2 separate regions of the Homo sapiens genome follow, and region 2 is linked to region 1. A link is a contact called in ENCODE Hi-C or POLR2A ChIA-PET data. All regions are on one chromosome and are shown on one strand. The core of a region is the stretch at or near the end of the contact, and the rest is flanking DNA. Distances in the headings are between cores, read along the strand shown. Region 1 overlaps LOC105375336 (a long non-coding RNA gene). Region 2 overlaps TPST1 (tyrosylprotein sulfotransferase 1).

Region 1 (6,072 bases), core at 1,081-3,580:
AACCTGTGAAACAGCTGCAAAAACAGTACCACAAATACCTGTATTATACTCATTACCTGAAGTCACCACTTGTTAACATTTTGATTTGGGTATTTGCTACCCTTCCCCCTTCCCCCTTCCCTTCTTTTTTTTTTTTTTTTTTTTTTTGAGAGGGAGTCTCACACTGTCGCCTGGGCTGGAGTGCAGTGTTGCCATCTTGGCTCACTGCAACCTCCACCTCCCAGGTTCAAGTGATTCTCCTGCCTCAGCCTCCTGCGTAGCTGAGATTACGGGCGCCTGCCACCACACCCAGCTAATTTTGTGTATTTTTAGTAGATACAGAGTTTCACTATGTTGGCCAGGTTGGCTTTCTTTCTTTCTTTTTTTTTTTTTTTAATTAGAGACACTTGAGCCCAGGCTGGATCTAAACTCCGGGCTGAAGCGATCCTCCTTTCTCAGCCTTCGGAATAGCTGGGATGACAGGTGTGAGCCACCGTGCCTGGAATTCCCTTATTTCTTTTGCACAGGCATGAGCTTTCTCTCCATACACAGGTGCACACACTTACTTTACTGAACCATTAGAGAGTTGTAGACAGCAGATCATTTCACCCCTTCTTGGAAAAGGGCATTCTATGTAGCTACAGTCGCCTTATCACACTCAGGAAACTTAGCGCTGATATATCTACTATTATTAAGATACAATGTAGGCCAGGTGCGGTGGCTCATGCCTGTAATCCCAGCACTTTGGGAGCTGAGACGGGCGGATCACTTGAGGTCAGGAGTTGGAGAGCAGTCTGGCCAACGTGATGAAACCCCATCTCTACTGAAAATACAAAAATTAGCCAGGTGTGGTGGTGCATTCCTGTAGTCCCAGCTACTTGGGAGGCTGAGGTGGGAGAATTGGTTCAACCTGGGAGGCGGAGGTTGCAGTGAGCCGAGATCGTGCCATTGCACTCCAGCCTGGGCAACAGAGCCAGACTTTGTCTCAAAAAAAAAAAAAAAAAAAAAGATGCAATGTAAACTCACATTCCTTCAGTTGTCCTAATAGTGTTCTTTTTCCTCCCAATTCAGGATCCAGTGAAGAACTACACATTGCATTTAGTTGTCATGTTTCTTTAATTTCCTTTCCTCTGGAAGTTTACTTAGCTTCTTTTTGTGACATTGGCACTGTGACAAATGACATTGATATTTGAAGAGTCTAAATCTAACCCAGTTGTTTTGAAGACTGTTCCTCAATTTGGAATTCTCTGATTATATCCTCATGGATAGATTTGAATTAAACATCTTGGGGCTGGATTGCTCTGAGGGATGTCTTTCTCATGCATCACATCATTATTGGTGCTGTGAAATTGGATAACTTGATTAAGTTGATGTCTGTCTGGTTTCACCATATCCTGTTGCCAACAACCTGTCATTTAGTGTGGTTACAGTAACTTCTCAAGGGTAAAAACTGCCTTAAAAAAAAATTCCACAACACATACAGCCCGTTTAGGACTTCATAAAAAGGTAGATAAGGTACCTCTTGACCTTTTGTTAAATAAAGAAGGGCCTAGCATACATTGGCATTTTGTCAGAGTATTTAGCTGGGTTAAAAACAATTATCTTGCTGATAAAAGAAAATCAATGAATAAATCAGTTTCTGTCAGCCAGAGTCTGCAAAATGCAGTACCTGTGTAAACATCGATTGTTCTCTTGATCCCAAAACACAGATTCATTAAAACTTATGTGAAAGAGAGTTTTCCTCCTTTATATTTGTTCTAGAAGAGGCAAAGAATGTTCTTTGGATTCTTACATTACAGTATTGACTTTTTCAGTGGCATAGTAACTTGGAATGGCCAAGGACAAATTTTCGCAGAGCGTGCAATATTCTGAATGACAGAGAAGGGGCAATGATTTGGAAATGAAATTGTAACGGTGCACCTGGGATGGATCCGTTGGTCCTGAAGAGAAACAATATTCATATTTTTTCTCCAGTTAACTATTCCAGGAAGGGATGTCTTAACGCCTCATATTTTGGAGAGCACAGGGAGTTATAACTCAATTTCAAGCAAAGATAGGAGGAAGCCAGTGGGCTGATTTCCTGATTAAGCAGGCAAAGATGACATGTGGTTTGATTTGTCATTTTCAATTTTAAATGAGCTCTGTCACATGCACTAATTATGCATTGTCTTTCCTGTGTTAGATTCCTTTCAAATATGATACTCTTTGTGACTTCAGTGTGTTTGTGGTCATTTGGGCAAAGCAGCACTTTTGTGAAATCGTAGCTTGAATCACTGGTAGCATTTGGTAAGCTTCACAGAGCTGATTTGATTACAGTGCTGACATCACTGTGCTGATGACCTAAGGCCTAGGTTGAGCCCTGTGTGAACCACTGTTGGTTTTGCTTTATTTATTGACTGGGAAATCAACTATCTGTTTGGCCCATGCTTTTGAAATCTTGGGTCATCATTTGCATCATCTCACTGCACTCCTGGTTTAAGACATACAGGGGTCTCTGTTGCACAATATGTCAAGCACAGACCCCTCTACCTGATTTTTCAGGATTCTGCATTACCAGTTTCCATTCATCCAGTCCAGTCTCATTTCCCACAACTCCATAGTTGCCTTCCACTTTATTTAGACTTCTTACTGTGTGACCTTGAGCAAGTTATTTAATTTCTGAACCTTGGCTTCCTGTCTATAGAGTAGGAATCATACGAATAGCTTCTACATCATAGGGTTTTTAATGACAATTAACTGAGATAATATCTTTTAAAAATAATAACCTTCCATTATGGAGATGTTAATACAAGTACCAAGAACTGTGCTAAACTTTTAAAATTTGTTGTCTCACTTCATCATAACAGTTTGATGAGGTAGGAGGAGCTGGTGGTAGTGGTAGTTGCACAGGTAGTAGTAATGATAACGTTGGTGCTTATTGAGCACTTAATATGTTCCGGGTATTTTACATGTTTCCAGTGAACCCTGTGAACAGTCTTACAAGGTTGATACTATAATTGCCATTTGATAGATAGGAAATTTAAGCATAATGAGATTAAGTAACTTGCCCAGATTCACATAGCCAAAGAATGCAAGAGCTGGATTGAAATCCAGGCCACACTTTTAGATACTAGTTTCATCCCATTTTTAGTTTAGAAGGAAAACTTAGGGAGTAATTAACTAAAACTCTCACAGCATATAAATGGCAGAGCTAGAATGTGAACCCAAATCTGATTTCAAAACTATATTCTTTGTCATACTCCACTGCCTGCAGACTGCTGAAAACAATGCTTTCTGATATGCTATTGTAGAGTGGATCGATTGTGATTTAATATACATCACATTGTTGTTTCTTCACTCAGGAAAGATGGCATATTGCCTGGATTAACTGTTACACAGGGAACCAGGCTTTTGGCCACTGCTTGCCACCCTGACTGTACCTGTTGAGTTGACGTAGGTGGTGAACACCCTGGGAGCATGGTGGATATTTGGCAGGATACTTGCCCATGGCTGGAATTCCCAGTGGTGACATTGGTGTTAAGTGGGCCATTTCTGTTGATTCAGCAGGAGGACGTGGCTGCCCAAGATGTCAATAGCTGATGGGAGGCAGATAATAATGGGGAGAGGACATGGCTGTTGGATGGGACAGCACTTTGTTCCCAAGTCTGCTCTGAAATTGCCCACAGCTAGCTAAACCATGTTGGACTTAAGACATTTCTCAGTTTCAGTTTTAGGTGGTAGTCCCCAAATTCTAAAAGCGGACTACTACATCTTGACAGGAATTCTTTTTTTTTTTTTTTTTTTTTGAGACAGAGTCTCTCTGTGTTGCCCAGGCTGGAGTGCAGTGTCGCGATCTCGGCTCACTGCAAGCTCTGCCTCCCCGGTTCATGCCATTCTCCTGCCTCAGCCTCCCGAGTAGCTGGGACTACAGGCACCTGCCACCACGCCCGGCTGATTTTTTTTTGTATTTTATTGATTGATTGATTGATTGATTGTAGAAACGGGGTTTCACCATGATAGCCAGGATGGTCTTGATTTCCTGACCTCATGATCCGCCTGCTTCGGCCTCCCAAAGTGCTGGGATTACAGGTGTGAGCCACCGTGCCTGGCCCCCAACTTGACAGGAATTATTATTATTATTATTATTATTATTAAGACGGAGTCTCGCTCTGTCGCCCAGGCTGGAGTGCAGTGGCGTGATCTTTGCTCACTGCAAACTCCGCCTCCTGGGTTTATGCCATCCTCCTGCCTCAGCCTCCTGAGTAGCTGGGACTACAGGCGCCCGCCACCACACCTGGCTAATTTTTTGCATTTTAGTAGAGACGGGGTTTCACTGTGTTAGCCAGGATGGTCTCAATCTCCTGACCATGTGATTCGCCCGTCTTGGCCTCCCAAAGTGCTGGGATTACAGGTGTGAGCCACAGCGCCCGGCAGATGGGAATTCTTTTACAGATATTTGATACCCAGAAAGGGGTGTGAGCCCAGACTGATAACTTACTTTTCTTTTTCAGGAAGGATGTCGATTCTGCGCTTCTCAGTAACTACGTGGTAAATTGAACTGTTACATTTTCCTCTCTGATAATTTGCCCTTTGCTTGTAAGATTGTTGAATTGATTTTGGTTAGAAATGACTGAATTCAGACTAGGTGCAATGGCTCACGCCTATAATCCCAGCACTTTGGGAGGCTGAGGCAGATGGATCACTTGAGGTCAGGAGTTCGAAACCAGGCTGGTCAACATGGTGTAACCCCATCTTTACTAAAAATACAAAAATTAGCCAGCTGTGGTGGCACGTGCCTGTAGTCCCAGCTCCTTGGGATCCCAACTGAGGTAGGAGGATCACTTGAACCTGGGAGGGGGAGGTTGCAATGAGCCAAGATCACGCCACTGCACTCCAGCCTGGGCAATAGAGCCAGGCTCTGTCTCCAAAAAAAAAAAAAAAAAAAAGGATGTAGTTGAATTTTCCACTTCAAAACAAGACATGTGGCACCATCTAGTGGACCTTGGAATAGTCTAAGCTTTATATGTTATACGTATACGTAGTACTTCAGGGAAGCTGGGAAGACTCTAATTCAGAGCAGGCAAATTTCAGTAAATCTCAAAGATTCTAGATAATCATTTGGGATGTAGTCATAGGATAGAAGCATCTATTTTAGAGCTGTTTCTGCAAAATTTCCCATTGAAATATTTATGCTTTTTCCTAATTATCACCCTTGATATATTTATATATTTATAATGCTTTTATACATTGTTATTTTAATCTTCAAATAGTCTTTTGGGTATTAACATTGTTATTTTGAAAGTGAGTTTAGTTGACTCACCTTTCTGAATAGTAGAAATTAACAAATTTATAATTTTTGGGGCCTAGGGTGGGGTTCCCAGGGAAAGGAAAAGAAGGAAAAAGATTGGTAAGACGGAAGATATTCCAGCATTTTTGCCTCCTATTTGGCACTAGCAAAACCATCTGATAGGCTCACTCCAGGTGTAGAAAGAACCATTTATACCTTGACTGTGAATTTTCCATGTGCTAGAGTCTAAACTCAGGAAGACTCAGAGGAGGTCTAGAAGGTAGTAGCTTAAGTGCTGTGGCTCATGCCTGTAATCTCAGCACTTTGGAAGGCCAAGGAGAGAAGACTGCTTGAGGCTATGAGTTAGAGATCAGCCTGGGAAACCTAGCAAGACCCCCAGCTCTTAAAAAAATAAATTAGCTGGGCATGGTAGCAAACACCTACTATGGTCCTAGCTACTTGGAAGGCAGAGGGGAGGTTTGCTTCAGCCCAGGAGTTTGAGGTTACAGTGATGACCACTGTACTCTAGCCTGGGAGACAGCCTTTGGGACCCTGTCCCCTAAAAAAAGCTCCCAGAGTGGAAGACAGCAAAAAGAAAGAAACCGCCTCCCTTCCACATCCCCCCAAAAGAAAAGAAGGTAGTAGAATAAACAGAGTTGGCCATATTCTTTCCTCTCTAAAGGCTCAGTCTCAAGTGGTTGCAGCTTAGAACAGGAAGGAAATGGTTGAATGGTTTTTGGCCAAGCCTTTGGCTTTTAGGAGCCTCCTTGTCCAGTTTGGACTTTGCTAGGCGTTTGGGTGTTTTATCCATTGGGGAAACATTGCAT
Region 2 (6,072 bases), core at 1,589-4,088, 220 kb before region 1:
CATGAAATAGATATAAAAATCCTAAGCCAAAAATTAGCATACCAAAGCCAAAAACAAAGCTCAGATGATAAATCATTACCAAGTTGGGTTTTTTCCAGAAATTCAAAGTTAAATAAATATTAGAAAATCTATTAATGTAGCTTATTATATTTGTAGCTTATGATTAAGGAAAGTCAGATGACTCCTTCAATTTGACAAAATACAACCTTTGTGGTGGGCTACTTGGAAAATGGTTCCCAGTAATTCTGTCATACAAAGGGCTCTTTAAAGAAATTAAGGGTGTGCCTAATAGGTCCTCGCGACTCAACAACAGGGGCTCTAGGAAACTTAAGAACATTGTCCCTCAGCCATCTGAGAAAGATCACAAAGTAAAGAAGGGTGTACCTTAGATTCGTGGGTGTGACTATTACCCAATGGAATGAACACCAGTGAGTTTCACAAAGGACTGACAAAGTTTTTGAGAAAATTATATCAGCAGCAACACTGCCAGGCTGGACCAAAAAAACCCAGAAATAGTATAACACGAAAAGAGGTCACTAGACTCCCAAAATTCTACTGGCAGGAAGCAGACTAATAAAAAACTACACAGCTGCTAACACATGCTACCTTTCATGAAAAAGGAAGAATAACTCAGAGGTGGAATCAAGGAACTTCTAACATCCTGGCTGGATTTCAGAATTGATATGGACTAGTAACACTTCTGTGCCTCCTATTTTCCCTCCTTTAAACAGGAATGTCTATTATCCCATGCCTGTTCCACCCTTGTATACTGGATATAGGGAAGGGAGGATAACTTGTATCTTTAATGTCACATTTCTACAGACTGAATGGAACTGTACACAAGGAACTGTATTTTAAAAACTTTGGCCAGGTGCAGTGGCTCACACCTGTAATCCTAGCACTTTGGGGGGCTGAGCCCAGGAGTTTGAAACCAGCCTGGGCAACATAGCGAAACCCTATCTCCACTAAAAATAAAAAAATTAGCCAGGTGTGGTGGCACACAACTGTAATCCCAGCTACTCAGGAGGCTGGGGCAGGAGGATCACTTGAACCCAGGAGGTTGAGACTGCAGTGAGCCATGACTGCGCCACTGCACTCCAGCCTAGGCAACAGAGTGAGATGCTGTCTCAAGAAAAAAAAGAAACTTCACCCATAAGCCTCACTCACAACTGGACCTGATTTAGATGACAAGATTCTGGACTTTGAGCTGATGCTGTAACAGAATGAGACTTTTGGAGACCTGGAGGAAGGGGCAAATTAAGAGGGCCATATGCAAGAGACATGAGTCATTGGGGGCCACAGGGCAGGCTGGAAGGCTGCTTCTAAAATAGCACCTGATGGTTCCCAACTCCTGATATTCCTACCTTCGTGTAATCCCGTCTACTTGATTTTAGCTGGGCCTAGGAATTTGATTCTCATGAATATGGCAAAAGTGATAGGATGTCACTTCTGAGATAAGGCTGGAAAAGATGTAACTTCCATCTTCTTTACTTTCTCTGGCTCTTCTTGTTTGCCTGCTGCCATGTTAAGTAGCCATATACAGAAACACACAGCAAGAAACTAAGGCCCTCCACCTAAGACAGAGAAGGAACTGAATCTTGCCAAATACCACATGAACTAGGAAATCATTCCTTCCCCAGTCGAGCCCTGATGCAGCCTTGTGAGGGACTCTGAAGCAGAAGATCCAGCTATGCTGTGTCCATATTCCTGACACACAGAAACTTTTATGTTTGTTGTTTTCAGCCACTAAATTCTGGGGTAACTTACTACACAGCAATGGAAAATGAATACAATATCCATTAACTTTGAAAACTCTTAGTGAACTAGAAATAGAAGAGAAATTCTTTAACTTGATAAAAGATATCAACAAAGAGAAAGAAAACTAACAGCATATACCAATAATGTACATTAAAATAAATACAACAAAATTCATTAAACATATTCCCTTTAGAGTGAACTCTGTTCTGGGAAAAAATAAATAAATCATTTTCCTCCATTTCCTACACAAAGGATATTTAGGAGTAACTAAACAGTTGGTATAAGCACAGTCTTCTTTATAGAAAAATATCATTAATGAATACAGAAGGAAATTTTAAATTAGACTACCACCATTTGGCCAGACTTAATAAAATAGTAGGTCTGGGCAATGATTCATCAATGATCACTAAAACCATTAGGTAGAAGACTAAAAAAAACTGTACTGCTTCATGAATCACATTCTTACTTAAATCTAGTTGGTTTTTTTTTTAAGCAGAAGAGAATTTGACAGTACTAAAAGTACAATGACCACTAAGTACAGTTTGGTGCCAGAGCCTTGATTTGTGCTAAGGCATCCACAATTTTCAACTCTTTTGCACTATCAGCACAAATGTCAACAGAATGAAAATTCAAATAACATCTTAGTACCATTGTGAAAATAGTTTTAGCCTTGGAGATCTTCTGGGAGGGTCTGAAGGATTTTTTGGGTATTCTGAAACCATAATTTGGGAACCTCTACTTTAGTGACACACAGAGAAGTATTTACAGATGGAATGATGTGATATCTTGTATTTGTTTTAAAATAATTCAGCAGAAGTTGGGGGAAGGAAAGGAGTTAAATACTGGCCTACAATAGTTAACTGTTGGTATTGGGAATTCTGTTTACCAATTTATTTTTGTGTTTGGAATTCTGCATAATAATAAAATATTGTTTAAGGCATTCCCTTTAAAATACAGTTTCTCAACCTTGGCACAGCTGACATTTGGGGCTGAATAAATTCTTTGTTGTAGTAGCTGTCCTATAATTGCAGGATGTTTAGCAACACCCTGGCCTCTTTCTATTTGAGGCCAGCAGTATCACCTCCACTTCCCCAACTGTGATGACCAAAAAGTCTCCAGACATTGCCAAATGTCCCCTAGGGAACAAACTGTCCCCACTTAAAAACAACTTTTTTTTTTTTTTTTTTTTTGAGACGTTGTCTCGCTCTGTCACCCAGGCTGGAGTGCATGGCATGATCTCCGCTCACTGCAAGCTCCGCCTCCTGGGTTCACTCCATTCTCCTGCCTCAGCCTCCCGAGTAGCTGGGACTACAGGCGCCCGCCACCACGCCCGGCTAATTTTTTGTATTTTTAGTAGAGACGGGGTTTCACCATGTTAGCCAGGATGGTCTCGATCTCCTGACCTAGTGATCCACCCGCCTTGGCCTCCCAAAGTGCTGGGATTACAGGCGTGAGCCACCACGCCTGGCAACAACAACTGTTTTAAAATAAGGTTGCTTACTACTATTAGAAGTCCTAGCCTAGGCAAAACCACAAAACATTAGGAAAGCTGCGGGATATAGATATACAAAAGTCATTTACAATTATATACACCAGCAACTAAAAGAACATTTAAAAACAATACACATATCTGGCTGGGCATGGTGGCTTGTGCCTATAATCCCAACGCTTTGGGAGGCTGAGGCGAGTGCATCACCTGAGTTCAGTAGTTTGAGACCAGCCTGGAAAACATGGCAAAACCCTGTCTCTACTAAAAATACAAAAATTAGCCAGGCTTGGTGGCTCACACTTGCAATCCCAGCGACTCGGGAGGCTGAGGCAGGAGAATCTCCTGAATCCGGGAGGCGGAGGTTGCAGTGAGCTGAGATCGCACCACTGCACTCTACCCTGGGCAACACAGTGAGACTCCATCCCAAAAGAATAAATGAATAACTTAAATAAATAAAAACAATACACATATTTACATTACCAATGAAAAGAAGGTACTGAATAATAAACTTATCAAATAAAGTACAATACTTTTATGAAGAACATTATAAAATACAATACCATCAAAGGATATTGTAGACGACCTAAATAAAAGGAGAGGCCCACTGTATTATGGATAGAATGGCTTAATATTTTAAGAATGGCAATCCTCCCCCAAATTACCTACAGGTTCAATGTAAATTTAGTCTGATTTTTCATGAAATCAGGCAAGTTGATTTTAAAATATATACGGAGGACCAAAGGGTTTAAAAACAGCCTAGACATTCCTAGAGAAGAACTAAGCAGGGAGATTACCCTATTAGATTCTAAGCCATTTTCTTTCTTTCTTTTTTTTTTTTTTTTTTGAAACAGAGTCTCACTCTGTCAACCAGGCTGGAGTGCAGTGGTACAATCTTGGATCACTGCAACTTCTGCCTCCATTCCCTGGGACTAAAGGTGCCCGCTACCATGCCCAGCTAATTTTTATTTTTTGGTAATGATGGCGTTTCACCGTGTTGGCCAGGCTGGGGTATAACTCCTTACCTCAAGTGATCCGCCCACCTCAGCCTCCCAAAGTGCTGGGATTATAGGCATAAGCCACCGCGCCTGGCTAACTCGAAGACATTTTCTAAAACTGCAGTAATTAAAATAGAGTGGTATATGGCATTAGGATAGACTAAGTGAAGAAGGATTTCTTGACTGGGTGCAGTGGCTCATGCCTGTAATCCCAGCACTTTGGGAGGCCAGGGTGGGCGGATCACAAGGTCAGGAGAGAGAGACCATCCTGGTTAACACGGTGAAATCCCGTCTCTACTAAAAATACAAAAAATTAGCCAGGCATGGTGGCACACGCCTGTAGTCCCAGCTACTCGGGAGAATTGAGGCATGAGAATCGCTTGAACCCAGGAGGCGGAGGTTGCAGTGAGCTGAGATCGTGCCACTGCACTCCAGCGTGGGCAACAGAGTGAGACTCTGTCTCAAAAAAAAAAAAAAAAAAGAAAGCGATCTCACTAAAAGAATAATGCATACATGGAAACCTGATGTTTAACCTAGCTGGTACTGCATGTCATTAGGACAATCCCCTAGGTTTCTGGACTCCCCACAAATGCCAAAATCCACAGATGCCCAAATCTCTCATATAAAATGGCACAGTATTTACATATAACCTACATACATCTTCCCTTATACTTTAAATCATCTCTAGATTACTTATAATACCTAACCTAACGATGCCCACACATCACTTCATTCACGTAGATTCAATGTAGTATTCAGCACATGGCAAGCTCAAGTTGTAATTTTGGGAACTCTGTGGAATTTTTCCCCCCTGAATGTTTTTGACCTGAGGTTAGTTGAATCTATGGATGTGGAACCCATGGATCCAAAGTACTGACTGTATTTCCATAGATGGTTCCGGGAAACTGGTCATCTTTATAGAAAAAATATGAAAATGAATCTGCACCTCACACAAGAAAATAAATTCCATATTGATTAATAAATTCCAGATTAACATGAAAAGAAATTTGTTTTAAGTTTTGGAAAAAACATGGGAAACTATTTTTATGACCTCAGAGTATGGAAGAATTTTTTTACAAAAAATTCTAAAGAAAAAGATTGGTAAATACAAGTTTAAAACTTAAATTCATCAAAAGATTTTTCTTATTTTTCTTAATTCTGTTAAAGTGAGGTCATTGACAAAAAAGATATTAAAAAGGAAGTTAAAAGATAAGCTACTGGCCGGGCACGGTGGCTCACGCCTGTAATCCCAGCACTTTGGGAGGCCGAGGTGGGCGGATCACAAGGTCAGGAGATCGAGATCATCCTGGCTAACACCCCGTCTCTACTAAAAATACAAAAAATTAGCCGGGCATGGTGGTGGGCGCCTGCAGTCCCTGCTACTTGGGAGACTGAGGCAGGAGAATGGTGTGAGCTTGCAGTGGGCAGAGATCGCGCCACTGCACTCCAGCCTGGGCGACAGAGCGAGACTCCGTCTCAAAAAAAAAAAAAAAAGGCTGGGCGCGGTGGCTCAAGCCTGTAATCCCAGCACTTTGGGAGGCCGAGGCGGGTAGATCACGAGGTCAGGAGATCGAGACCATCCTGATTAACACAGTGAAACCCTGTCTCTACTAAAAAATACAAAAAAATAGCCGGGTGTGGTGGCAGGCGCCTGTAGTCCCAGCTACTTGGGAGGCTGAGGCAGGAGAATGGCGTGAACCCGGGAGGCGGAGCTTGCAGTGAGCCGAGATCGCACCACTGCACTCTAGCCTGGGCGACAGAGCGAGACTCCATCTCAAAAAACAAAAAAGAAAAACAAGTGGAATATGCATACTGCTCATAATCCAGCTA

Evidence for each region. A loop is a pair of places that touch in the nucleus more often than their neighbours do. ChIA-PET counts read pairs that join two places held with the same protein, here RNA polymerase II (POLR2A). Pooled maps may share reads with other maps.
Region 2: a loop to region 1 is called in a pooled map, with 2.5 times the contacts of the local background. The contact joins two enhancer-like sites. A Hi-C loop is called at or near these places in 1 of 50 pooled maps. POLR2A ChIA-PET finds 5 or more read pairs at or near these places in 4 of 52 experiments (AG04450, GM12878, HEK293 and 1 more).

The regions. Positions count from the first base shown.
Region 1 is chr7:66,029,934-66,036,005 of GRCh38, reverse strand. It overlaps LOC105375336 (a long non-coding RNA gene), which reads left to right. Exons shown (of 5, transcript XR_002956511.2): 3 at 4,470-4,506. Among named protein-coding and RNA genes, the nearest start is that of ASL, 43 kb to the left of the region's middle. Within about 2 kb of position 2,330, at least 3 of the 41 ENCODE cell types and tissues checked have a DNase peak (open chromatin) inside an H3K27ac peak, as active enhancers do.
Region 2 is chr7:66,252,022-66,258,093 of GRCh38, reverse strand. All of the region lies in intron 2 of TPST1 (tyrosylprotein sulfotransferase 1), which reads right to left. Among named protein-coding and RNA genes, the nearest start is that of TPST1, 50 kb to the right of the region's middle. Within about 2 kb of position 2,838, at least 3 of the 41 ENCODE cell types and tissues checked have a DNase peak (open chromatin) inside an H3K27ac peak, as active enhancers do.